Regions from separate parts of the Homo sapiens genome. Here region 2 is linked to region 1. A link is a loop called in an ENCODE intact Hi-C map of the cell type or tissue named here. Cell type or tissue: OCI-LY7. All regions are shown on one strand. Links, peaks and the distances in the headings refer to the core of each region. The heading gives the core; the rest is flanking DNA.

Region 1 (12,916 bases), core at 2,097-10,096:
CTTGGCCTCCCAAAGTACTGGGATTATAGGCGTGAGCCACTGCGTCTGGCCGTCTTTTTTTTTTGAGTAGAGACAGGGTTTCACCATGTTGGCCAGGTTGGTCTCGAACTTCTGATCTCAAGTGATCTGCCTGCCTTGTCCTCCCAAAGTGCTGGGATTACAGGTGTGAGCCACCGCACCCAGCCTGGAAACTCTCTTTCTGAGAGAAAGCTGAGGCCAATGCAAGGACAGGTCAGTGCACTGGAGCCCATGGGAGGCCAGGGACAAGGGAGAGCCTTCCCAGGATGGGGCTAGGTGAAATGGGGATGCCAAGGGGCTGCAACTTGAGTGGGTAGAGAGAGAATGCAGACAGGACACAACAACCTAGCTGCTTTTGCTCCCCTAAGGGAGCTCCCTGAGAGTCCCCAAAAGTTCTCTAAGGACCTGATGTGCTTGTCTATACCATCACAGAAAAATCCCCACTCCCCCTACTCCCATCCTTACCATCCTTGCTGAGGCCAGCACATTTCTCCCATACTGGCAGGAGGAAGGAGGGGCATCTTCTCCTTGTACTCAAAGGTAGAGGCGGGTGGAGTGTGCAGCAGATCCTGCAGCAGGCCCGTTTTTCACGAGAAATGCCATTTATGGGGAAGCAGGGAGATGAGGAATCTGAGCAGGAGGAAGTGGGTGGAGAGTGCAGGAGTCTAGAGGATTTGTATTTTGCTGTTGCTGGGCAGGGCTCTGAGAAAAGGGAAGAAAGGAGAGAAAAGCACAGCCCTGGTCATCATTCTGGTCACTGTCACCACGGCCACAGCTGGGCCATGGCTCAAGCTCAGCAGGAAGAAAGTGGTGTGTTGCTCATGTGACCAGAGCTGAGGTCTCCAGACAAGCTCTTATCAAACCTCACAAAACTGCTCCAGGAGGAGGGGATATGGGCTTTGTGAAAATACCTAGATAAATTCCCAATTATTCGTGTGCCTCTTTCCCACTTTAAGAAATACTTTACCTTTTAACTGTTTGGATTCTCACAAGAAATCTGGAAGGGAAGTTGAGCCAACATGAACAATTCCATTTTATAGGGAAGAAACCTGGGGTTTGCAAAGGTGAAATGAATCATCTAAGAGTCTGGACTTGTAGGTGGTAGTGCTGTGAGTTGGACACATGCTGACTTTAAGTTGTTTGGTATTTGCTCACTTTTCATTTTTGTTTCTCTCTCCAGTGCCTTGAATTTGGTCCTACCAATTCTGCAGGTGGGCAGATCAGGTCGCCGGGCCCTCCGATCTGACATCCCTTCCTCCAGGTCTCTGAGCAAGCTCACAATGTGAGCATGTTTGTGTCTTGGCTCCACTGGCCAGAGACCAGGTTTTTGGCTAATGTGTGAACTTGAGCTCCTGCTTTTGCTCTATGCATTGTGTATATTTAATCATATTTGACGGAATTTACTTTAGCCCAAGTTCAGCCTGTTAGCCTTTTTCCTCTCACTGTCTGTTTCATTTTTACCCACACTCCATGCAAGTGATTTGTCTTCCCTTGGACTTCAAATAGACGGTTCCCTCTCACCACCCACACTGCCACAGAAGATGCTATCCTTTAAGAACCTCTCGCTCTTGCTCTTGGAAGGGGCATTTACTTTTGGGATAGACTCTTGCCTTTGGAAGAGAAGCCAAAGTTTTTTTGGCTTTTTGGCTCTTCTTCTTTAAGCTGCACATTTGTTTTACTCTTCCTTTCCCTGTCTCAGTTATTTTCCACGTTTCTTTCCTGAACTGACTTGAGACTTCCCCTGCAAAGTCAGCCTGACATTTTCCTGCTGCTCTGAGCCCTTCCGCATTTAATTATTCCAACTAAAAATCATACTAACTTTTTGTTCTTGTTAAAAAGAAAATAAACAAAAAATTAGGGACCAATATTTTAATGTGCAGTTCTCTTCTGGGTTAAAGTGACAGGCAGGGGCCCGATCATGGGATGGTTGCACATTTGCAGAGTGTGTTCTCATGCATTTGATTGTCACAACAACAACGACGACAACGATGTGAGGCTGGCAGTGTGGGAATTATCATCCCCATTTTACAGAGGTGGAAACGGGGGATCATAGGGGTTGGCTGGCTCATCAAGGGTCATCTAACTTCAATATTGGCCTTCAATTATGATTCTGAATTTTGCATAAGAAAACTTACTGTTTTGGAGTAGAGTATACAAGTTCAAATACAGAGTCTAAGTTGATATTGGGGGTGCTTAGGAGATACCAGCTTGACTTCTAACACATTATACATCTTAGTGAATTAACTCTGGCCCAAGGGCTGGCCGGTCCTCAAGACCTGAAGTCTCACAAGCTCAGTTCAGCCCTGTCTGTGTTCCAGAGGTGATCAGATATTGGTTGCTGACACATCCTATCCAAGCTCCAAGGTTGCACATTTTTTAAGATAAGTTAAGCATATTACAGTCAAATGTTCCAGTTCTAAGAGCTAGTAACTTTCTATACCTCCAATCTCGTCTATTAAGTGCTGATTTATATTTACTCTCAGAGAGCCATCTTACTTCTGTTTCTTACGGAACATCTCACTGTCACTTCCACGTACCACTTATAGGGCCAAGAGAGGTCTGTTTACTCTCAGTTAAGCTGACTTTTCCTCTTTTTGCTCCAATTATCCTATTTTGGTAATTTCATTGATATTCACAGATTCTTCATTTCTTGCGGCAGGGAAGACAGATGCTATATCTCACCTTCTGCATTGTGTTAATATAGGGTCCTTACTCATTGTTTCCATGAAAAGTCAGACTCAGGAAACTGTTATTTCCATTTTAATTTAATAACACTTTCTTTTGGGAGACTAATCTTGGAGACAGAAGGAATCTAACACAGTGATAACATTCTTACCTCAATAAACGCTTCTCTAAACCCTGCCTGAAATGTTCACTTCACTGTCGTTAGACTGCCTGTAAACCTATTCATTTCAGATTTCACTTTGAAAAAATGTGAAAACAATTGGATCAATTATTTGTCCATTAATTCAGCAAATATTTGTTGAGCACTCTCTCCATGCCAGACACTGTATTATGTATGCTTCGGGTACGCTAAGGCAAGGAGTCTTTGTTCTCTGGAAGCTTGCAGGCTTATGTGGAAACCAGAAAATGTGCAAAAAATTATACGACGGAGGATTATACGAGATAGTATGGGAATCCTTGGGTTTATGTGTGGACATTCTAATCCTCTGGCAGCAGCTGCATCTCCCAACAATTACACTTTCAAATGCTTGACACCCTCTTTCTCCCCATGGCTCCAGCTCTCCCTGGGCTCTGATATTATTTCCTCCCCTTGTCTCTTCATTCCTGACATGGTGATGGTTTCCTACCATTGCTAATCTATGGGCACACCATCTTCCTTTGTTGATTCACTTAACTCTTCCCACACCTCTGAAAGTGGTTCTTTCATTCAAGGGTCTTCATTTGAACCACCTTAGGTGAGTTCTGTTTCTGCCAGGACCGCTGTTATTGATACAGGCACCAGAACAAGAGGGATTTCTGCATATGCAGGGAGCTAAATGTAGTAAGTAGGACCCAAGTATAGGGTGTAAGGTGGAGGGAGGATAGATGAATGGTTAGGGATGGGGCTGAAAGACGCCAACTCATGAATGCTGGAGATTTTTATTCTGAAAGCTCTGATTAGCCATTGAAGGATTTTAAGCAAGAGAGAGACATCGTTAGATTTCTACTTTAGAAGGAAAGCTGGCTAGGCACGGTGGCTCACGCTTGTAATCCCAACACTTTGGGAGGCCCAGGCGGGCAGATCATGAGGTCAGGAGATCGAGACCATCCTGGCTAACATGGTGAAACTCTGTCTCCACTAAAAATACAAAAAATTAGCCAGGTGTGGTGGCGGGTGCCTGTAGTCCCAGCTACTTGGGAGGCTGAGGCAGGAGAATGGCGTGAACCCAGGAGGTGGAGCTTGCAGTGAGCCGAGATCACACCACTGCACTCCAGCCTGGGGGACAGAGCGAGACTCAGTCTCCAAAAAAAAAAAAGAAAGCTTATTGGCTACTGTGTGTAGACTGGATTGTCAAGGTGGTATGTGAGTGGTTAAGACGAGATTAGCTAGGAGGTACATAAGCACATAAGATGATTGGAGCTAAATCAGCTAATGGTAAACCTTAGAAGGTTTCTTACCTCTGTAAGCCATTGGTTCCTCCATCCTCCCTGAGGATGAAGTCGCTCAGGGAGAGGTCTAGTCAGTTTTTCTTCAGTTTCGGGGAGCTACCCAGTATCTTTCTGATACGTATGTGTGTGTTTGTGTATTTTTTTTCTTATAACCAATTTTCCAGAACTAGTTTCTTTTGTTTGCAACAAAAAATCCTGATAAAAGATTCAAGGAAGAAATGAATAGAGTCCATATGGGTTGGGTCCATTCCACAGATACTTAGGAATAAGTACAACTGACTGAACTTGGTGATAGAAAGAATGCATGTGGCCAAGTGGCCAAGGGAGAGAGGAGTCAAGAATGACTCTTGGTTTTTAGATTTGAGACTTGGTAGATGATGCACCATTCACTAAGATGAAGGATATTGGAGGAGGATCACATTTCCCACTCCCACTGTAGGGGAGGGATGAGTAACTCAGTTTTGACAAGCTGAGTTTGAAGTGCTTATGGAAATGTCCAATAGATACTCAGTTATGTGGCTCCAGAATTTAGGAAAAAGATCTGGCTGGAGATGGAAATTTGGAAAGCATCAGCTTATTAGTAGCAGCTGAAGCTGTGGGAGTAGATGAAGTCACTCAGGGAGAGTATGTAATACGAAAACAGGAGAGAGAAGAGCTGGGAGGAGAAAAGGAGTCCACCTAGTGAGAAATTGGAGATGGTAGAGTACAAGGGATTGAAGTGAGCATGGAATCTAGGGTGGAAAAGAGTAAAGGAAACTGCTGCCTCCAGTCCTGGGTGGGATTCAGAACTGGCGGTAGCAGTCTGGTTGAATGGTGGCTGTATTGTGATGATCTAGAAGAATAGAATATGGTGGTGGAGGCAGAAGTGGTATTGGAGTCTAAGATTTCCAAGATGGAGCAATTCTGAGGAGTAATTAAACTCAAGGTGTGGTCATGAGACTCAAGGTACTGTGAGCCTAAGGTGGCTTATGCATGGAGATTTAAAGTCCTCCAGGTGGAAGAAGTGACCCAATTGGCCGAGTTTATGTTGAATGTGTAGTGAGGTCAGAGATGAGAATGACAATGAGCGACTAAAGGAAGTATTAATAGTTTGGAAGCGGAAACAGGAGAATTCTGCAACCTTCCTTGCAATACACACAAACAGAGCTTGAAAATACAGAACAGCTCTTACCCTAGTCCCAGAGGACTGCAGAAAAGTGGTGTCACAGGGACTGCAGAGCTTCTCTCTTATGCAAGGAGAGTAGAGAGCAGGGAATTTATTCGAACAGGTTGAGAATAATAAAGAAGTTTGTTACCACCAAATGAGGAATCCAGATGATAATAAGAATGAAGGAGGAAAATTGGATTTTGGGAGCAGAATAGGGAAGGGGACAGATGATAACTGTGTTCAAGGATGATGGAGGTGTTACTGGAATTCTGATGACAGTTAAGTTTATGCTGGTGCTCAAGCTTGGTCATTACCCATGAGTGGTGGCCTTTGCTTTTCTTTGGCTTTCCACAGGACAAAAGTGAAAACAACTGGGCTGCAAGAAACTTTGGGATATTTGTTTTCTCTCAAGAAAGTAATTTTGACTGTAACATAAGAAGCCACTCTGATAGGAATATCCTCCAAAAGTATTGAATTAAGTGTTAACCTGACATTTTAACACCATAAACATTTTAAACATTAGTTCTTAGTTTTTGCCTTTGCCATACTCTACATCTGAGGTCAGATACAAATGTGCTTCTGTGAAATAGTTTTCTGAAAAGTTTTTATGAATTATAACTTATATATATACATAATGTACTTTTTTCTAAAAAGATACATACAGTGGGTTCAAGACAAGGAGGAAGAATTATATCAGTGTGAAAATAGAAGCTATTTGGTCTAAGTTGGAAAACCAGCAAAGAACATTATTTCTTGCTAAAGGATTAGGAAAGACTTAAAATAGTTATCTAAATTGTCAATTCAGGAACATTTTTGTGCAATATACAAAGGGTTCATTAGCCTACTCACAATGATTTTTGACATTGCCTTTTCTTTTTGTCATCCAGACCTACTCTGATATCTTCAGGTAAAGAGATGTAAAAAAGTTCTTTGGAGAAAATCTCAATTCTCTCACAACAGATAAGAAGATACTCTCCAGAGAAAGACAGCTGAGGGTTCTTGAGCTAATGACTAAAACCCCTAAGGCCACTTCTAGTTGGTTAATTCTGACCCCTGGGGGTTGGTTTCTGCAAACGCATCTACTTCAACACTAAGGCAGGACATGCATGACTATAAACTGGCTGGCCCTGCTTTTAAAAAAGAACCTTCACTGAACTGAAGCAAGAATGTGGAGCCATTCATTACCAAATTGAAGAGAAAAAGTGGTATTAAGAGGCACTTAAATGCAAAAGTGAACTCATTTAAAAAATAAAACAAAACAAAGGACTTCATAATGTACTGGCAATAATAATTACCCAGAAAAGGATGCATTATTTACAAAATCATAAAATGTCATTGTTTGTCAATTTTCTTCATAAAGACAAAAACTGGTAAATCACAGTACTTCTGTTTTTTTCTTTCTATCTTTCTTTTTTTTTTTTTGAGACGGATTCTCGCTCTGTTGTCGAAGCTGGAGTGCAATGGTATGATCTTAGCTCACTGCGACTTCTGCCTCCCAGGTTCAAGTGATTCTCCTGCGTCAGCCTCTGGAGTAGCTGGGATTACAGGCCCTTGCCACCATGCCCAGCTAATTTTTGTATTCTTAGTAAAGATGTGGTTTCACCAGGTTGGCCAGGCTGGTCTAGAACTCCTGACCTCAGGTGATCCACCTGCCTTGGCCTCCCAAAGTGCTGGGATTATAGGTGTGAGCCACTGCACCCGGCCCTACAGTACCTCTTTCATTAAAGCATCAAATATGTGCCAGGTATGTGCAAATGTACTGTTACATGGCCCATGTAACAGGAGAGAGTAGGATGGTGCCATTTAGCTCTGGGGAAGCTTATATTGGTAATAGATGGAATTAGTAAAGGTAGGAATCTTAACTTATAATTTTATTTTAAAAAGGCACAATAAGTATGAGAATGAAAAAAGATTCAGCATATGAGACTAAGGCTGCAAGGAATTCAGTATTTTTCTCATTTGTCCTAATACCTCATGGTAGAGAATAGGCCCTCGGGGAGCTAAATCTTTAGGTTTGTGAAAGACTGAGAGTTGAATTGCTGCTAATGCCAAGTCCCCAAAATAAAATAAGAAACTAGTTAGCTGAAATTCCTGAAGGTCTTTAATATCACCACAAAATACAGATCATGTGAAAGAGAGATTTTGCTCAAGAGCATCTTCTAAAAATCCTCAAAGAATACTTTCCCCATTATTTCTACTATTCAGCCATTGATTGATAGAACTGGCTGTAGCATAGAACTGTTTCTATGCAGTGGCATTTGATGAGTAGGGTCTCATTTGTGCAAATAGGGTAGAGGTAGGGAAACTTTCTAGTCCTAATACAACTGTGGCCAAGTGGAAGGCTTTGAGTATTTCTACTAGAAAATGTTGTTTCCTGGTTTGACCCCAGAAATTAAATGGTGGGCAACCCAGTAGATCTTAATCAAAACTGTGAGGCAAAATTTGTCCTTGGTCCATTCATCAACACTCTTTCAAGCTTTTTTTTTTTTTTGAGCACGTAGGCCAGGCATGATGGCTCACGTCTGTAATCCCAGCACTTTGGGAGGCTGAGGTGGGTGGATCACTTGAGCTTAGGAGTTCAAGATCAGCCTGGACAACAGGATAAAACCCTGACTCTAGAAAAAAATACAAAAATTAGTCAGGTGTGGTAGTGCGTGCCTGTAGTCCCAGACACCCAGGAGGCTGAGGTGAGAAGATTGCTTGAGCCCAGGAGATGGAGGGTGCAGTGAGCCTGGATTGTGCCACTGCACTCCAGCCTGGGTGACAGAGTAGGGCCCTGTCTCAATAAATAAATAAATAAATAAATAAATAAATAAATAAATAAAACACTTATTATGTGTCAGGTATAGGTACTAGGGATACCTGGTCCTAAACCTAGTGAAATGAATATTCTAATGAGAGAATAAAATAATGACTACAAATTTTGATGGACATTATTTGGGAAACAGACAGGGGAAAGAAAAAAATGGGAAATATTTAAACTGGGCTTTAAAGATGAAAAGGAGCTTAAGTTGGGCAAGATCTTAGTGGGTCCAAGAATCTGAGAAAGGCTAGTTGGAGTTTTGTAAGATAGAGGAGAGAAAGTATGATGAGGCTGGAACTGGTATCTTTTTACCTACCATTTCAGTCTCGCTCTCCACCTTCCGTGACCCAAAGCACAGTGTGTTGTCAATCATTCATTTATTCTGTCAATATGTAGGCACTATTCCAGCTGCTCAGAATAGGAGAGAGAACCAAACAGACCAAATTCCTGCTCATATGGCTCTTACATTGTAGTAAACCCCAGGACGTTGATTTGATTACTGTCTTCTGTAATGCTTGATGTGAAAGCTGGATATGTGGATGGAAAGAAATAGAGGTGAAGTGGGAGTTGGGGGAAGGAGGGAAACTTGATACAGGGTGGTCTGGGAAGGCTTTATGATAAGGTGACTATTGTCAGCTTTTCAAAATAGAAAAAAAAAGATATCCCCTATGGCCAACGGGATGTTAGTTGATTGGCTTAAGATGTTGCTTGTCCTTGGAGTATTTTATTCAACACTTGACACAAAGTGCATTGGGGTAGTCCATTTGCTCCCTAGAAGTGGTTGGAATGCAGACTAGGGGTGAATATGTATGGGAATTAGAGAAAGATTCCTGGAGAAGAGAGAAACAAATAAGGTTTTGACAGAAAGACAAAGGAAAAAATAATATTCCAGGCTGAGAGAACGACTTGAACAGAAGCCTCGAGGTATTAAAGTATGCTTTTATTGTGTAAGTTTTTTGTCACTGTGGGAAGAGGGAGTGGTGCATCTTTGTCAGTTTAGCCCGAAAACACACAGCACTTCAGGTATTTCAAGAAGAGGAAATGTAACGCAGAGAATAGGGTATGTAAGTGATGGAAGGGATAAGAAGTCAAACAGAGACGGTGAGGCAGCTCAGAGTTCAGCTGTACCAGGGAGCTGCTGCTTCCTCTAGGACTGGAGGGAAAGAAGGTGGTGCTACCACAGCCCAGGATCTGGGGCCATCTTGTGGAAGTGGGAATCACAGTAGACCTTCCTTAAGGGAATGGGGTCTATGAAGGAAGAGAATGTTCCGTGGGAACTGGGAACAAGCCAGGGGAGGAGGTCAGCGTTAAAGATGCTGACCTGAAGCAGACAGTGGGGCAGGATTCCGGCCTTTCCCCGACTCCTGCCTTCCAGTCTCCTGCCGCGGCACCCACTGGCCAACGCTACTCCAAAGCTAGCAAGAGGGAAAGGGAGCTTGGGAAGTGTAGTTTCTGGGGTACAGAGCAAAGGGAGAAGGGCAGGGAGTGGATGTGAGAGCAAACAAGCAAATTACCACCAAGTGGATGAGGGGAGCAAAAGAAGGAGGGCAGGGCAGTTGAGATTCAGGAAATGAGGCTGCAAGGGAGGGGTAGATCAGAAACAAATCATGGCAGCCTTTGGTAGCTAAGGAGATTGGGCTTTATTTTTTGGCCACAGGGAGCCATAGTAGGATTTTTAAGAAGATATTAATTTTTATGAGTTTTTTAAATTATAAAAATAATATACATTCATCATAAAAACATTCTAACAGTACATAAATTTAAAGACAACAGTAAAATCAAGGTTCTCAACCTCCTTCTAGACTAACTACCTCTCCTCCCATCCCACTCTCCACAGGTTAGCAGTTTGGTACCCCCACCGACATTACTCAAGAGTATACAAACAACACATATGCACATGCTCTGCTGTGTATAATAAGACTCATTTATTATCTATATATGCATACTATGACCCCATTTATGTATTTATATATATATACAAAGTATATATAGATACACAAACAGGGTCATAGTATGCATATTTATATACATAAATACATAAATGGGTTCATATTAAACATTCCCTTCTGTAACTTTCTTTTTTCCACTAACAATACATCTTGGACATTTTCCATGTCAATACATATAAATATATGCATCTATCTTAATCTTATTAATGGCTATATAGTATTCTAGGGTATGGATTTTATTTAACTAGTGCCTTATTAAGGGGCATTTAGACTGTTTCCAGTATTTTGTTCTGATGAGCAATGTTTCAGTTAACAACTTTATACAGGCTGGGTGCGGTGGCTTACGCCTGTAGTCCCAGCACTTTGGGAGGCTGAGGTGGGTGGATCACCTGAGGTCAGCAGTTTGAGGCCAGCCTGGTCAACATGATGAAACCCTGCCTCTACAAAAAATACAAAAATTAGCCGGGCATGGTGACAGATGCCTGTAATCCCAGCTACTCAGAGGCTGAGACAGGAGAATTGCTTGAACCTGGGAGATGGAGGCTGCAATGAGCCAAGATCGTGCCACTGCACTCCAGCCTGGGCAACAGAGCGAGACTCCATCTCCAAAAAGAAAAACAAAACAACAACAAAAAACAACTTTGTACATAGTCATGCATTTTTGACTAAGTATCTACAAATAAAATTGTTAGGTAAAAGGGAATGTACCTTCCTAATTGAAAATACATGATCAGACCGATGATGGTGGCTCACACCTGTAATCCCAGCACTTTGGGAGGCCAAGGCAGGAGGATTGCTTGAGGCCAGGAAATTAGACCAGCCTGAGCCTGAACAACACTGCAAGATCCCATCTCTACAGGAACATTTTTTAAAAATTAATTGGGAATGGTGGTGCATGCCTGTAGTCCTAGCTACTTGGTTGAGGTGGAATATCACTTGAGCCCATGAGTTTGAGGCAGCCATGAGCTATGATTGCATCACTGCATTGTAGCTCTGTATAAGAGACAGAATACTACCCTGTCTCTTAAAAAAAAATGTGGGATAGGGGCTGGGCGCGGTGGCTCACGCCTGTAATCCCAGCACTTTGGGAGTCCGAGGCAGGTGGATCACGAAGTCAGGAGATTGAGACTATCCTGGCTAACATGGTGAAACCCCATCTCTACTAAAAATACAAAAAATTAGCCAGGCAAGGTGGCGGGTGCCTGTAGTCCCAGCTACTGGGCTACTGGGGAGGCTGAGCCAGGAGAATGGTGTGAACCCAGGAGGCGGAGCTTGCAGTGAGCTGAGATTGTGCCACTGCACTCCAGCCTGGGCAACAGAGCAAGACTCTATCTCAAAAAAAAAAAAAATGTGGGCCAGGCGTGGTGGCTCATGCCTGTAATCCCAGCACTTTGGGAGGCCGAGGCAGGTGGATCACGAGGTCAGGAGATGGAGACCATCCTGATTGACGTGGTGAAACCCCATCTCTACTAATAATACAAAAATTAGCTGGGTGTGGTGGTGGGCACCTGTAGTCCCAGCTACTCTGGAGGCTGAGGCATGAGAATCGCTTGAACCCAGGAGGCGGAGGTTGCAGTGAGCTGAGATCATACCACTGCACTCCAGCCTGGCAACAGAGCAAGACTCTATCTTAAAAAAAAAAAAAAGTATACGAACACACACATAAATGTGTACACACATACACATATATATGGATTTGTATATATATGTATATATAACCAAATTGCCACTGCACCAATCTATGTTCCCACCTACAGTAAATCAAACTGTTTATCCCATATCCTCAGCAACATTGATGATTGTGATTTAAGTGTTAGTTAATCTGGTAGTTGAAAAGTGATATTTAATTGTTCTTTAAAATTTACATTTATTTAATAGTAAAGAAATAGAATATTTCTCATATTTGTTAGTCATTTATATGTCTTTTTTCCATTTTTCTCGTTGAAGGGTCAAGTCTTTTCTTACTGATTTTTTTTTTTTTTTTTTTTTTGAGACGGAGTCTTGTTTTGTCGCCCAGGCTGGAGTGCAGTGGTGCAATTTCGGCTCACTCTAACCTCTGCCTCCTGGGTTCACGTGATTCTCCTGCCTCAGCCTCCTGAGCAGCTGGGATTACAGGCGTGCACCACCACCGTGCCCAGCTAATTTTTTGTATTTTTAGTAGAGACAGCATTTTACCATGTTGGCCAGGCTGGTCTCAAACTCCTGACCTCAGGTGATCCACCCATCTCAGCCTCCCAAACTGCTGGGATTACCAGTGTGAGCCACCACGCCCGGCCACTTACTTTTTTTTTTTTTTTTTTTAGACAGAGGCTCACTCTGTTGCCCAGGCTGGAGTGCAGTGGTATGATCTCGGCTCACTGCAACCTCTGCCTCCTAGGTTCAAGCGATTTTCATGCGTCAGCCTCCTGAGTAGCTGGGATTACAGACACCTGCCACCACGCCTGGCTAATTTTTTGTATTTTTAGTAGAGAAGGGGTTTCACCATCTTGGCTAGGCTGGTCTTGAGCTCCTGACCTTGTGATCCACCTGCCTCAGCCTCCCAAAGTGCTGGGATTACAGGCGTGAGCCACTGCGCCTGACCTTCCACTTACTATTTTTAATTGCTGTTTGTATTTTATGTAAATTAGTCCCTAGACTTTAATTTGTGTTGCAAATATTTCCCCCTGTTTGCTAACTAAAAAATATTTAAAAGGGTCATTAGATTTTCTGGACAGTCAAACTGATCAGTGAGCTATATCTAGTTGGCCTATCAAAGACTAAACTTTCAGGGTTAATAAAAAGTGGGGGCCAGATGCAGTAGCTCATGCCTGTAATACCAGCACTTTGGGAGGCTGAGGTGGGCAAATCACTTGAGTTCCGGAGTTTGAGACCAGCCTGGGCAACATG
Region 2 (12,916 bases), core at 3,349-11,348, 140 kb before region 1:
TCAGTGACTGAAGATCAAATGAATGAAATGAAGCGAGAAGACAAGTTTAGAGAAAAAAGAGTGAAAAGAAATGAACAAAGCCTCCAAGAAATATGGGACTATGTGAAAGACCAAATCTGCGTCTGATTGTTGTACCTGAAAGTGACGGGGAGAAAGGAACCAAGTTGGAAAACACTCTTCAGGATATTATCCAGGAGAACTTCCCTAACCTAGCAAGGCAGGCTAACACTCAAATTCAGGAAATACAGAGAATGCCACAAAGATACTCCTCGAGAAAAGCAACTCCAAGACACATAACTGTCAGATTCACCAAAGTTGAAATGAAGGAAAAAATGTTAAGGGCAGCCAGAGAGAAAGGTCGGGTTACCCACAAAGGGAAGCCCATCAGACTAACAGTGGATCTCTCGGCAGAAACTCTACAAGCCAGAAGAGAATGGGGGCCAATATTCAACATTCTTAAAGAAAAGAATTTTCAACCCAGAATTTCATATCCAGCCAAACTAAGCTTCATAAGTGGAGGAGAAATAAAATCCTTTACAGACAAGCAAATGCTGAGAGATTTTGTCACCACCAGGCCTGCCCTAAAAGAGCTCCTGAAGGAAGCACTAAACATGGAAAGGAACAACTGGTACCAGCCACTGCAAAAACATGCCAAATTGTAAAGACCATCCACGCTAGGAAGGAACTAACATCAACTAATGAGCAAAATAACCAGCTAACATCATAATGACAGGATCAAATTTACACATAACATTATTAACCTTAAATGTAAATGGGCTAAATGCTCCAATTAAAAGACACAGACTGACAAAGTGGATAAAGAGTCAAGATTCATCAGTGTCCTGTATTCACAAGACCCATCTCACGTGCAGAGATACACATAGCTTCATAATAAAGGGATGGAGGAAGATCTACCAAGCAAATGGAAAACAAAAAAAAAGCCGGGGTTGCAAGCCTAGTGTCTGATAAAACAGACTTTAAACCAACAAAGATCAAAAGAGACAAAGAAGGCCATTACATAATGGTAAAGGGATCAATTCAACAAGAGCTAACTATCCTAAATGTATATGCACCCAATACAGGAGCACCCAGATTCATAAAGCAAGTCCTTAGTGACCTACAAAGAGACTTAGACTCCCACACAATAATAATGGGAGACTTTAACACCCCACTGTCAACATTAGACAGATCAATGAGACAGAAAGTTAACAAAGATATCCAGGAATTGAACTCAGCTCTGCACCAAGCAGACCTAGTAGACATCTACAGAACTCTCCACCCCAAATCAACAGAACATACATTCTTCTCAGCACCACATCACACTTAATGCAAAACTGACCATATAGTTGCAAGTAAAGCACCCCTCAGCAAGTGTAAAAGAACTGAAATTCTAACAAACTGTCTCTCAGACCACAGTGCAATCAAACTAGAATTCAGGATTAAGAAACTCACTCAAAACCACTCAACTACATGGAAACCGAACAACCTGCTCCTGAATGACTACTGGGTACACATAACGAAATGGAGGCAAAAATAAAGATGTTCTTTGAAACCAATGAGAACAAAGAAACATACCAGAATCTCTGGGACACATTTAAAGCAGTGTGTAGAGGGAAATTTATAGCACTACATGCCCACAAGAGAAAGCAGGAAAGATCTAAAATTGACACCCTAACATCACAATTAAAAGAACTAGAGAAGCAAGACCAAACACATTCAAAAGCTAGCAGAATGCAAGAAATAACTAAGATCAGAGCAGAACTGAAGGAGATAAAGACACAAAAAAACCCTTCAAAAAAAAAAAATCAATGAATCCAGGAGCTGGTTTTTTGAAAAGATCAACAAAATTGACAGACCGCTAGCAAGACTAACAAAGAATAAAAGAGAGAAGAATCAAATAGATGCAATAAAAAATGATAAAGGGGATATCACCACCGATCCCACAGAAATACAAACTACCATCAGAGAATACTATAAACACCTCTATGCAAATCAACTAAAAAACCTAGAAGAAATGGATAAATTCCTGGACACATACATCCTCCCAGGACTAAACGAGGAAAAAGTCGAATCCCTAAATAGACCAATAACAGGCTCTGAAATTGAGGCAACAATTAATAGCCTACTAACCAAAAAGAGTCCAGGACCAGACGGATTCACAGCCAAATTCTACCAGAGGTACAAAGAGGAGCTGGTACCATTCCTTCTGAAACTATTCCAAACAATAGAACAAGAGGGAATCCTCCCTAACTCATTTTATGAGGCCAGCATCATCCTCATACCAAAGCCTGGCAGAGACACAACAAAAAAAGGGAATTTTAGACCAATATCCCTGATGAACATCGATGCAAAAATCCTCAATGAAATACTCGCAAACTGAATCCAGCAGCACATCAAGAAACTTATCCACCATGATCAAGTGGGCTTCATCCCTGGGATGCAAGGCTGGTTCAACATACGCAAATCAATAAACGTAATCCATCATATGAACAGAACCAAATACAAAAACCACATGATTATCTCAATAGATGCAGAAAAAGCCTTCAACAAAATTTAACAGCCCTTCGTGCTAAAAACTCTCAATAAACTAGGTACTGATGGGACATATCTCAAAATAATAAGAGCTATCTAGGACAAACCCACAGTCAATATCATACTGAATGGGCAAAAACTGGAAGCATTCCCTTTGAAAACTGGCACAAGACAGGGATGCCCTCTCTCACCACTCCTATTCAATATAGTGTTGGAAGTTCTGGCCAGGGCAATCAGGCAGGAGAAAGAAATAAAGGGTATTCAATTAGGAAAAGAGGAAGTCAAATTGTCCCTGTTTGCAGATGACATGATTTTATATTTAGAAAACCACATCGTCTCAGCCCAAAATCTCCTTAAGCTGATAAGCAACTTCAGCAAACTCTCAGGATACAAAATCAATGTGCAAAAATCACAAGCATTCTTACACACCAATAACATACAGAGAGCCAAATCATGAGTGAACTCCCATTCACAATTGCTTCAAAGAGAATAAAATACCTAGGAATCCAACTTACAAGGGATGTGAAGGACTTCTTCAAGGAGAACTACAAACCACTGCTCAACGAAATAAAAGAGGACACAAGCAAATGGAAGAACATTTCATGCTCATGGATAGGAAGAATCAATATCATGAAAATGGCCATACTGCCCAAGGTAATTCACAGACTCAACGCCATCCCAATCAAGCTACCAATGACTTCCTTCACAGAATTGGAAAAAACTACTTTAAAGTTCATGTGGAGCCAAAAAAGAGCCCGTATTGCCAAGACAATCCTAAGTCAAAAGAACAAAGCTGGAGGCATCATGCTACCTGACTTCAAACTATCCTACAAGGCCACAGTAACCAAAACAGCATGGTACTGTTACCAAAACAGATATAGATCAATGGAACAGAACAGAGCCCTCAGAAATAATACCACACATCTACAACCATCTGATCTTTGACAAACCTGAGAAAAACAAGAAATGGGGAAAGGATTCCCTATTTAATAAATGGTGCTGGGGAAACTGGTTAGCCATATGCAGAAAGCTGAAAGTGGATCCCTTCCTTACACCTTATACAAAAATTAATTCAAGATGGATTAAAGACTTACATGTTAGACCTAAAACCATAAAAAACCTAGAAGAAAACCTAGCCAGTACCATTCAGGACATAGGCATGGGCAAAGATTTCATGACTAAAACACCAAAAGCAATGGCAACAAAAGCCAAAACAAACAAGTGCCATCTAAGTAAACTAAAGAGCTTCTGCACAGCAAAAGAAACTACCATCAGAGTGAACAGGCAACCTACAGAATGGGAGAAAATTTTTATAACCTACCCATCTGACAAAGGGCTAATATCCAGAATCTACAAAGAATTTAAACACATTTACAAGAAAAAATCAAAAAACCCCATCAAAAAGGCAAAGGATATGAACAGACACTTCTCAAAAGAAGACATTTATGCAGCCAACAGACGTGAAAAAATGTTCATCATCACTGGCCATCAGAGAAATGCAAATCAAAACCACAATGAGATACCATCTCACACCAGTTAGAATGGCGATCATTAAAAAGTCAGGAAACAACAGGTGCTGGAGAGGATGTGAAGAAATAGGAACACTTTTACACTGTTGGTGGGACTGTAAACTAGTTCAACTGTTGTGGAAGACAGTGTGGCGATTCCTCAAGGATCTAGAACCAGAAATACCATTTGACCCAGCCATCCCATTACTGGGTATATACCCAAAGGATTATAAATCATGCTGCTATAAAGACACATGCACACGTATGTTTATTGCGGCACTATTCACAATAGCAAAGACTTGGAACCAACCCAAATGTCCATCAGTAATAGACTGGATTAAGGAAATGTGGCACATATATACCATGGAATACTATGCAGCCATAAAAAAGGATGAGTTCATGCCCTTTGTAGGGACATGGATGAAGCTGGAATCCATCATTCTGAGCAAACTATCGCAAGGACAGAAAACCAAACACCGCATGTTCTCACTCATAGGTGGGAATTGAACAATGAGAACACTTGGACACAGAGTGCAAAACATCACACACCGGGGCCTGTCATGGGGTGGGGGGAGGGGCGAGAGATAGCATTAGGAGATATACCTAATGTAAATGATGAGTTAACGGGTGCAGCACACCAACATGGCACATGTATACATATGTAACAAATCTGCACGTTGTACACATGTACCCTAGAACTTAAAGTATAATAAAAAAAAAAAAGAAAAAAAAGTGGGCACTGGACTTAAGTAGACATTTCTCCAATATCACAAAGTCATTAGAAAAAGACAAGTAAAAATCACAGTAAGATACTTCATACCCATTAGGTTGGCTATTATCAAAAAACCAAAATAACAGGTATTGGTAAAGATCTGGAGAAACTGGAACCCTTGTGAACTGTTAGTGGGAATGTAAAATGGTGCAGCACCATGGAAAACAGCACAGCAGTTCCTCAAAAAAATAAACAGAATCACCACATGATTCAACAAGTCCACTTCTGGGTACATACCTAAAAGAACTGAAAGCAGAGACACAAACAGATATCTGTACGTCCATATTCACATCAGCATTATTCACAATAGCCAAAGGTAGAAGCAACCCAAGTGTCCATCAACAGATGAATGAATAAACAAATGTGATATTTACATATAATAGAAAATTATATCATCTTAAAAAGGAAGGAAATTCTGACCCACGCTACAACATGAATGAACCTTGAAAACATTACACGAAGTGAAAGAAGCCAGTCACCAAAGGATAAATATTGCATGAGTCCTCATCTATGAGGTACCTAGAGTACTGAAATTCAAAGAGACAGAAAGAATGTTGGCTGCCAGGGCTGGGAACAGAAGGGAATGAGGAGTTAAGTATTTAACAGGTACGGAGTTTCAGTTTGTGAAGATTAAACAGTTCTGTGGATGGATGGTGATAATGGGTGCACAGCAATGTGAATGTACTTAATACCACAGAACCATACACCTAAGAATGGTAAAAATCGTGAATTTTATGTTATGTTTAAAATTGTAATAAAAATACATAGATAAATTTTTTAAATTTTAAATAAGTATGTGAGTAAACAGAAAAGAGTAAACATAAATTTTTGCTCTTCTCTTAATTTCCTTAAGACATCACATTTCATAAAGCAACAACTATAACACTGAATTGTTAGTAGGTTTATAACATATATAATATACAGGCAATAGCAGCACAATGGGCTGATAGTCTATGTCCCTCATTTCCTCTTAGTCCACACACACTTCAATAAGAGTGTTTAATCCTTAAACACCGCTATCCCCTGAAAGACATCATCTCCTTTCAGCTGCTTCCTGGATAATGACCACCATGAAAGGAATAGGTAGGACTATAAAGACCTATTTTGAAACTTCAGGATTCTATCCTGACCATTTCTGGTAATGATACATCTGCTAATTTCATTCTGTGACACACACACACACACAGACACACGCACACACACACACACACACACACAACTTAATGGTTCCCCATCACATACAGAATAAAATCCAAACTCTTACAGTGACAGTGGCTTTCAAGGCTACCCTCCCCCACAATCTGATCCAAACCTATATTTAGGGCCTCTTCTTCCTATAATAAAGCCCACATATTCCAAACCTTATTAGACTATTCACTATTCCCTGAACATCATATTAACTTACATGGTTTGCTGAATTGGAAATTTATTCCTTCCACTACCCATTCCCACCTATAAAAATCCTTCTCTTCCCTCAAATCTCTGCTCAAATGCCACATCCTCCCTGACACTTTTCCCCAAAATAAATACATGAGTTAGGATTAAATACTCTCTTCTACATAGAAACACAGAACGCACCTTATTTATGTTTCTGTTTCAGTAGATTCGCATCTTACATGGGTGATAAATTCTAAACAACATATGAGGCAAAAATCTTCTATCGTCCAGGTTATTCTTGAAAATCCCATAGGAAGCCACTGCTGGAGACTGTCACATAGCCCTACAAGAAGTCCAAAATAGTGGCATTTCCACCATTAAAACTGATTGCCTTTTCCTTGTAAGCACTAGAAGTTACTGCTGACTTGTATTTAGACGCCATGTTATATGCAAAATGGATACCTTTAAGCCCTAGAAATGTTCATGCTCTGGGAGGCATGCAGGAACCAAGTGAGCCTGCAGGAATGGCAGATTCACATTCACAGGCTCTCACTGTCCACCTACTGCAGGGCACAGACTCACTGAGTGGAATGTGCACGCAGCTCCTTTGTGCTTGTGCTCTCTGTGGCATAGGTTTAGTAGAATCAGGGTAGGTGACATTTGTCATGATGCACCCTCCTCTGGGAGGAGAGTCATCATACCCATTTAGCTCCTCTAGGACTCAAGCACAAGCTATACCTTACTTACCTTTAGCAGTCTCATAGAATGCACATATGAATGTCTTGCAAATGGTGAATAATTATAAATGCCTTTGAATTTAACTAAAGTGACAGCACAACCAACCACATATAAAACTATCTCTTCTACAGTTATTACAGTATAATCATTCCAAAAACGATCCTTTTTGCACCAAAAAAAACCAGTGCTCTTACAAATTAGAAATGCTTACAGTTCTGGAAATAACATCCAATCTGATCTTAAAATGCAATAATTTTGCATAATGAGGGAACCAGGTGGTTGGCTGCTCTTAATGTTCTGAAGAAAATAACATCAAAAAACAGTTCATAAGATGAAAGATGACAGTGACCTTTAGCCTCCCACTTTATCTCTTTGAAAAACTTGTGGTGTAAATGTAAAGTATTATTTCTTTTTTGGGACCTTTTCCTTTAGTAGCTAGAAGAACTGATATGCAAGATAACGGTCCCATTCTTTTAAAGAGAAACATTTGTCTAGTATTGTTATTTCCTGTCATTCTATGTTAAGTATTATTCTGTTATAAACAGTAATGTTTCTCAACAGAAAAAGACACATCCAAACGGGTCACCTGCAGTTGCACAGCAGGTGGTGAAACAGGTGACTTGAGCTTCCCTCACAGAAGAAGCTCAGGGATTGTCAGTTTTCTCAGATTTGCAAACATGCTGAGTAAACTGCAGATGTCCCCTTAGGCTGGAAAGGAAGCTCAGCGAGCCAACAGAGACACTGCCTTTGGCAAAGAAAGACAGAGGGCTTCTTCAGGGCAGCCAGTCTAAACTAAAAATCAGCTGGCAGATACAGTTCTCATAAGCTGACATGGGTCAGTCAAAATTAGCTCCAGGTGAGGTCAGGGTTTCTGAGCCCTGTGCCATAGCAGACCCCATAGGGGCAAATGAGACAATTTCCAGGTCAATCCAGGATAGCTGGGCTAATTAGAATGCTTTCCTGGGATTTTGGGGAAGCCTTGAATGAGAGGGGATGTCAGGTCCACCTCTTTCTTGCTGCAGCTGTAAAATGTGGAACTGCAGTGGCGATGCTCCTCACCATATGGAGCAAGTAGCTGGCCGCAAGAGAGAATCAGAGGCAAGAGATGGAGAGATTCCTAACAGGGCTCAAAACCAGGTTCCAGTTGCTTCTGAAATCCAACTGCACCCCTACCCTTGCTGTGACTTGGTGATTCTGTGAACCACACCCCTGCCATCTCAATAAACCCCCTTTTCACTTGATTGAATTAAAGGTGTTTGCACATTGCAGTCACTTGCAACCAAAGAGAATTCAGATGTTAAGAATACGTGTTTAAAAAGATCATGACAAGGAAAACAAGACAATCCAACCAGTTACCAAAAGTAACTAAGAATAAAACCATAGGGCAGTCATTGATAAGAAAGTTGTATTTGCAAGATGACAGATTCAAATGCTAGTGACTAGTCAATAGAATTACAACCACAAAATGGGTGATACATAACTCAGGGATCATGTGTGGTTCTGAAAGGAGTGTCCATGACTGTTTTATCTGCTTATCTGTGCTAGTAGAGAATGTAAATGATAGTCTGCAAAACTGAAGTTATTCTCTTCCAACCAATTGTGCTGAGCAAATGAATAAATCTGCAAAACAAGTAAGGTTGGCCTTAGATCTTTAATTTAGTTTTTATGTTCCATGTATTTCAGAACCACTGCCTGGTATTTCTTTATAAATAGCTTTATTGTTTTTAGAAAAATGATGCATGTACCCTGCAAATAACTTTTTAACTATCAAAATTTTATTTTACCATAGGAAAAATGGTCTGAAATGCCTCTGGCTTTAGCAAAACTGATACATGGAAACAACTTTTATTTACTGACCATTTATATATAACGCAGTAGTTGGTGTTTATGAGGGAGACAAGTACTAAACAGGGTCCCTAAACTCTACTAATGTAGAACCTGGTTAGGAAGATAAATCCATCTGTTATGGGAGGAGTATAAATTATTATCCATGGTTACATGTAGAATGACTGATCAACAGTATGAGGAAAGAGCGCAGAATTCAGAGAGCCTGAAGCATAATCCCATCTCTGCCATTTTTTTCCTGCCACTTATTATATGACCTTTACACATTGCTAAGTATTATGAATCTCAATTTTTCTCATGTGTAAAATGTGACTATTTTTTTGTTTGTTTGTTTTTGAGATGGAGTCTCGCTCTGTTTCCCAGGCTGGAGTGCAGTGGCAAATCTTGGCTCACTGAAACCTCCACCTCCCAGGTTCAAGCAATTCTCCTGCCTCAGCCTACCGAGTAGCAGAGATTACAGGCACAGGCCACCGTGCCCAGGTAATTTTTCTATTTTTAGTAGAGACGGGGTTTTACCATGTTGCCCAGGCTAGTCTCGCACTCCTGACCTTAGGTGATCCACCCACCTCGGCCTCCCAAAATATGATTATTAAAACCTACCTCCGGCTGGGTGCAGTGGCTCATGCCTGTAATCCCAGCACTTTGGGAGGCCAACTCAGGTGGATCACTTGAGGCCAGGAGTTCAAGACCAGCCTGGCCAACATGGCAAAACCACGGGTCTACTAAAACTACAAAAATTAGCCGGGCGTGGTAACACACGCCTGTAGCCCCAACTCCTCAAGAGGCTGAGGCAGGAGGATCATCTGAACCCGAGAAGAGGAGACTGCAATAAGCCAAGATCACACCACTGCACTCCAGCCTGGGAAACAGAGCAAGAGTGTCTCGAAATAAAATAAAATATAAAATAAAATAAAAGCCAACTGTATGAGAATCACATGAGGAGTAAATCTCAAAAAATAGATTGATATATTTGGCTTAAGCTGCCAAAAGACGTAAGAATGATGTCAAAAAGATAAACATTCACACTGCTGACAAATGAGGGAATAAGCTCCAGACCTTTACACACAACATCTCCTTTCCCTGGAATGCTCTCCTTTCCCCTCACCCTCCACCCTGTACTTCCCAGGCCTTGGCTGAAATGTCAGCTCCTGAGAGAGGCATTCTCTGACCATGTAAATAGGTGCTAGGCATCACTCACTAGATAAATAAATCACCCCACAGATTCTGATTCAAGATAACTGCATAGGATACCTGAACGAGGTTTCCGCCCCTATGAAAGACCATGCTGAAGAACCCACCTCCAACGAGTGGCTCACTGGATTCAAACTCTGACTGCTCTCCTGATAAGCTGTGGGTTCCTTCTACCAGTTAATTTCTCTGTGCCTCAGTTTTCGTTTCTTTAAAACGGAAATAATAATAGTATCTAAAAGCTGATGAGAGAATTACACGACATACTGTAAATCAATGAATGTTTAGTATACAGTAGGCAGCCACAGCTTGGTTATATGAGAGCATTTGTGGCTGGTGTAATAGAAAATGGGGTTAACAGAGTAACTGAGACTGTAGGTTCCTGAGGACCCTGAGTTAAAATATATAAATTAAATTAAAATGTATAAACTTTATCATATGTGGGATGTTAGGGCAGAGATGTACTAGGTGAGTGAGAAAAGAAGAGGAAGACTAATTCAAGAGAGATAAGTAATCTAAGTGTGTGATAACTGGAGTGGTGGCAATAGAAATAGAAAGTAAGGAAAAGAGACAGGGTTTCACCAGGTTGCCCAGGCTGCTCTCGAACTCCTGAGCTCATGCAATCCGCCTGCCTCAGCCTCCCAAAGTACTGGGATTACAGAGAGAATGCCTGAATTTGAATCCAGTCTCTGCCCATCAGTCACTGTGTAAGCTTGGGAAAGGACTTAACCTCTCTGGATCAGTTTCCTTACTGGTAACATTAGAACAGTAACAGTGCCCGTCATATAGAGCTGCACTTAAATAATAAAATGATTTAATACATGTAAAGCACTTAGAAAAGCTCCTGGCTCACAGTAAGCTCTAAATAAATGGTAGCTATTATGATTATTTAAAGTGGTTCTTACTGGAATTCCAGGTTCTATTTATATTAAAGTTTGTATGCAAAATGGAACCCAAGTTCTTTTTCAAAATGAAATATCTTTATGTTATGCAGCACCACGTTTCTAATGCCCTTAATATAGTACTTTTCAAGTTTAAAAGGAGGAAATAAGAAAAAAGTCCATATTTGATGGATGAAAATGCTTTTAGGAAAAAAAAAACATTAAATGTGAATTACATAAATGTTCTCTATGTATTTATTTCACTTTTCTGCTAGATTCTCAATCTAAAATCAATCTTAAGTAAGAGGACTTAGACTGTCAAAATAATATACTATTTCAGAGGGGCATACATTCTTAAAAGGCACATAATAGAACATATAACATTTTCCTATGTGTGAAAAAGTTTCACTGCAATTTTATAAAACTATTCTGTAATTATTTTAAAGCCATGAAGTATACATAATCTTAAAAGTGTTTTAATTTGTGTTAAACAATAGTTGTTATACGTTAGTTATATTTTAAGAATATAATTAATAATCAATATGCTATGACCAAGCAGAGTTCATTCCAGGAATATAAGGATAGTTCGATATTAGATAATCTATTGAAACTTACCATATCATTATGTTTACGAAGTAAACCAAATTATCATATGGATGCTATAAAGACATTTTCGTCCGGTGAGGGGGCGCATGCCTAATCCCAGCACTCTGGGAGGCCAAGCTTGGCAGATCACTTGAGCCCCAGGAGTTCAAGACCAGCCTGGCCAATGTGGCAAAGCCCCATATCTACAAAAAAATGCAAAAATGACCCAGGCATGGTGGCGCACACCTGTAGTCCCAGCTTGTGGGAGGCTGAGGTGGGAGCATCACTTGAGCCTAGGGGTGAGCTGAGATCATGCCACTGCACTCCAGCCTCGGCAACAGAGAGTTTGTCTTAAAAAAAAAAGACATTTCTGAAAATTTCTACTTTTAATTTAAAAAAAAACCCTACTAATATTAGTAATGCTACTAGCAAGCATATATTCTCACTGTACTTTAAGAAATCGGTTAAGTATTTTCTATTCATTATCTCATTAATTAACCATACCTTATGAGCTGGGCAGTCTTACTACCACATTTTACGGATAATGAACTGAAGTTCAGACTAAATAACCCTCTCAAGGTCAAACAACTAGTTAGTAGTAAAGCCCAAATCCGAACTCAAAGCCATTGAACCTCAGATCTGTACACTTACAAATCAGAGAAAAAAAAATTTAACAGGAAATTCACACAAGAAAATATAAACGGTCAACAATAATTAAAAGGAGCTATGCTTCACTCATAAATAAGGAAATGCCAACTGAAATATAACTGAGCTAGCAAATTAACAGACATTTCAAAATTTTGTAATATCAAGTGTTTTACACTGTGTTGAACCTAAGATTGGAATATGAATCAGCATACTGTTTTAGAGGGCAATTTGACAATGCCTATACAAATTTCACATGCTCAAATTTCATGCTTCTTTGATTAAGCAATTCCACTTCTAAAAAATATATCCTGTAGATGTACTTGCAAAACTATGCAGGTATTTGTACCTAAAAACTAAATACCCTTGTTATATACATTTCAATACACACATATAATAGGACACCATTAAGAAGTATTAAGAAGCAAGAGGTGGCTTTAAGTCATTAAAAAGCAAGAGGTAGCTTTAGAGGTAAGGTCATGGAAAATAGAACACAATACACTATTAAGTGAAAAAGACAATGTTCAAAAAATTGGATATAAGTTTAATTTCAACTAAATATGTATGTGCATAAAAACACCCAAGGAAATACACAACAAACTATTAGGTATGGCTATTTTTTAGGACTGGGACTGGGAACACTGTAGAGACACAACCCTTTGTTTTCATTTTATACTCTTCTGTACTACTTCACTTTTTTACCATAAGCATTTATCAATTTTATAATAAAAGTTTTTTAATGATGTAACATATATGCATATACTAATCACAACTATAAAAAAAGATTGATTCATAAATATTACATTTTGGAAAAATTTTGATAATTGAACCTTACAGTGAGAAAC

What was found. A loop is a pair of places that touch in the nucleus more often than their neighbours do. Peaks named below come from ENCODE experiments on the same cell type or tissue, not always from the same donor. Only the 100,000 strongest peaks of a DNase experiment are listed, where the experiment ranks them.
Region 2: it touches region 1 in a loop (6-fold over the local background); 2 of 110 quality-filtered maps call a loop at or near these places.

What each region holds. Positions count from the first base shown.
Region 1 is chr7:106,940,848-106,953,763 of GRCh38, reverse strand. No RefSeq gene overlaps it. Among named protein-coding and RNA genes, the nearest start is that of PIK3CG, 82 kb to the right of the region's middle. In OCI-LY7, for the core only: a CTCF peak has its summit at 6,336 (motif pointing left); a DNase peak (open chromatin) is centred at 6,323.
Region 2 is chr7:107,085,360-107,098,275 of GRCh38, reverse strand. The region is part of intron 2 of PRKAR2B (protein kinase cAMP-dependent type II regulatory subunit beta); the gene reads right to left. Among named protein-coding and RNA genes, the nearest start is that of PRKAR2B-AS1, 12 kb to the right of the region's middle. In OCI-LY7, for the core only: no CTCF peak of the experiment used is centred there; DNase peaks (open chromatin) are centred at 5,105, 6,765, 7,575, 10,055 and 5 weaker places; H3K4me3 peaks cover 7,320 bases; H3K27ac peaks cover 7,963 bases.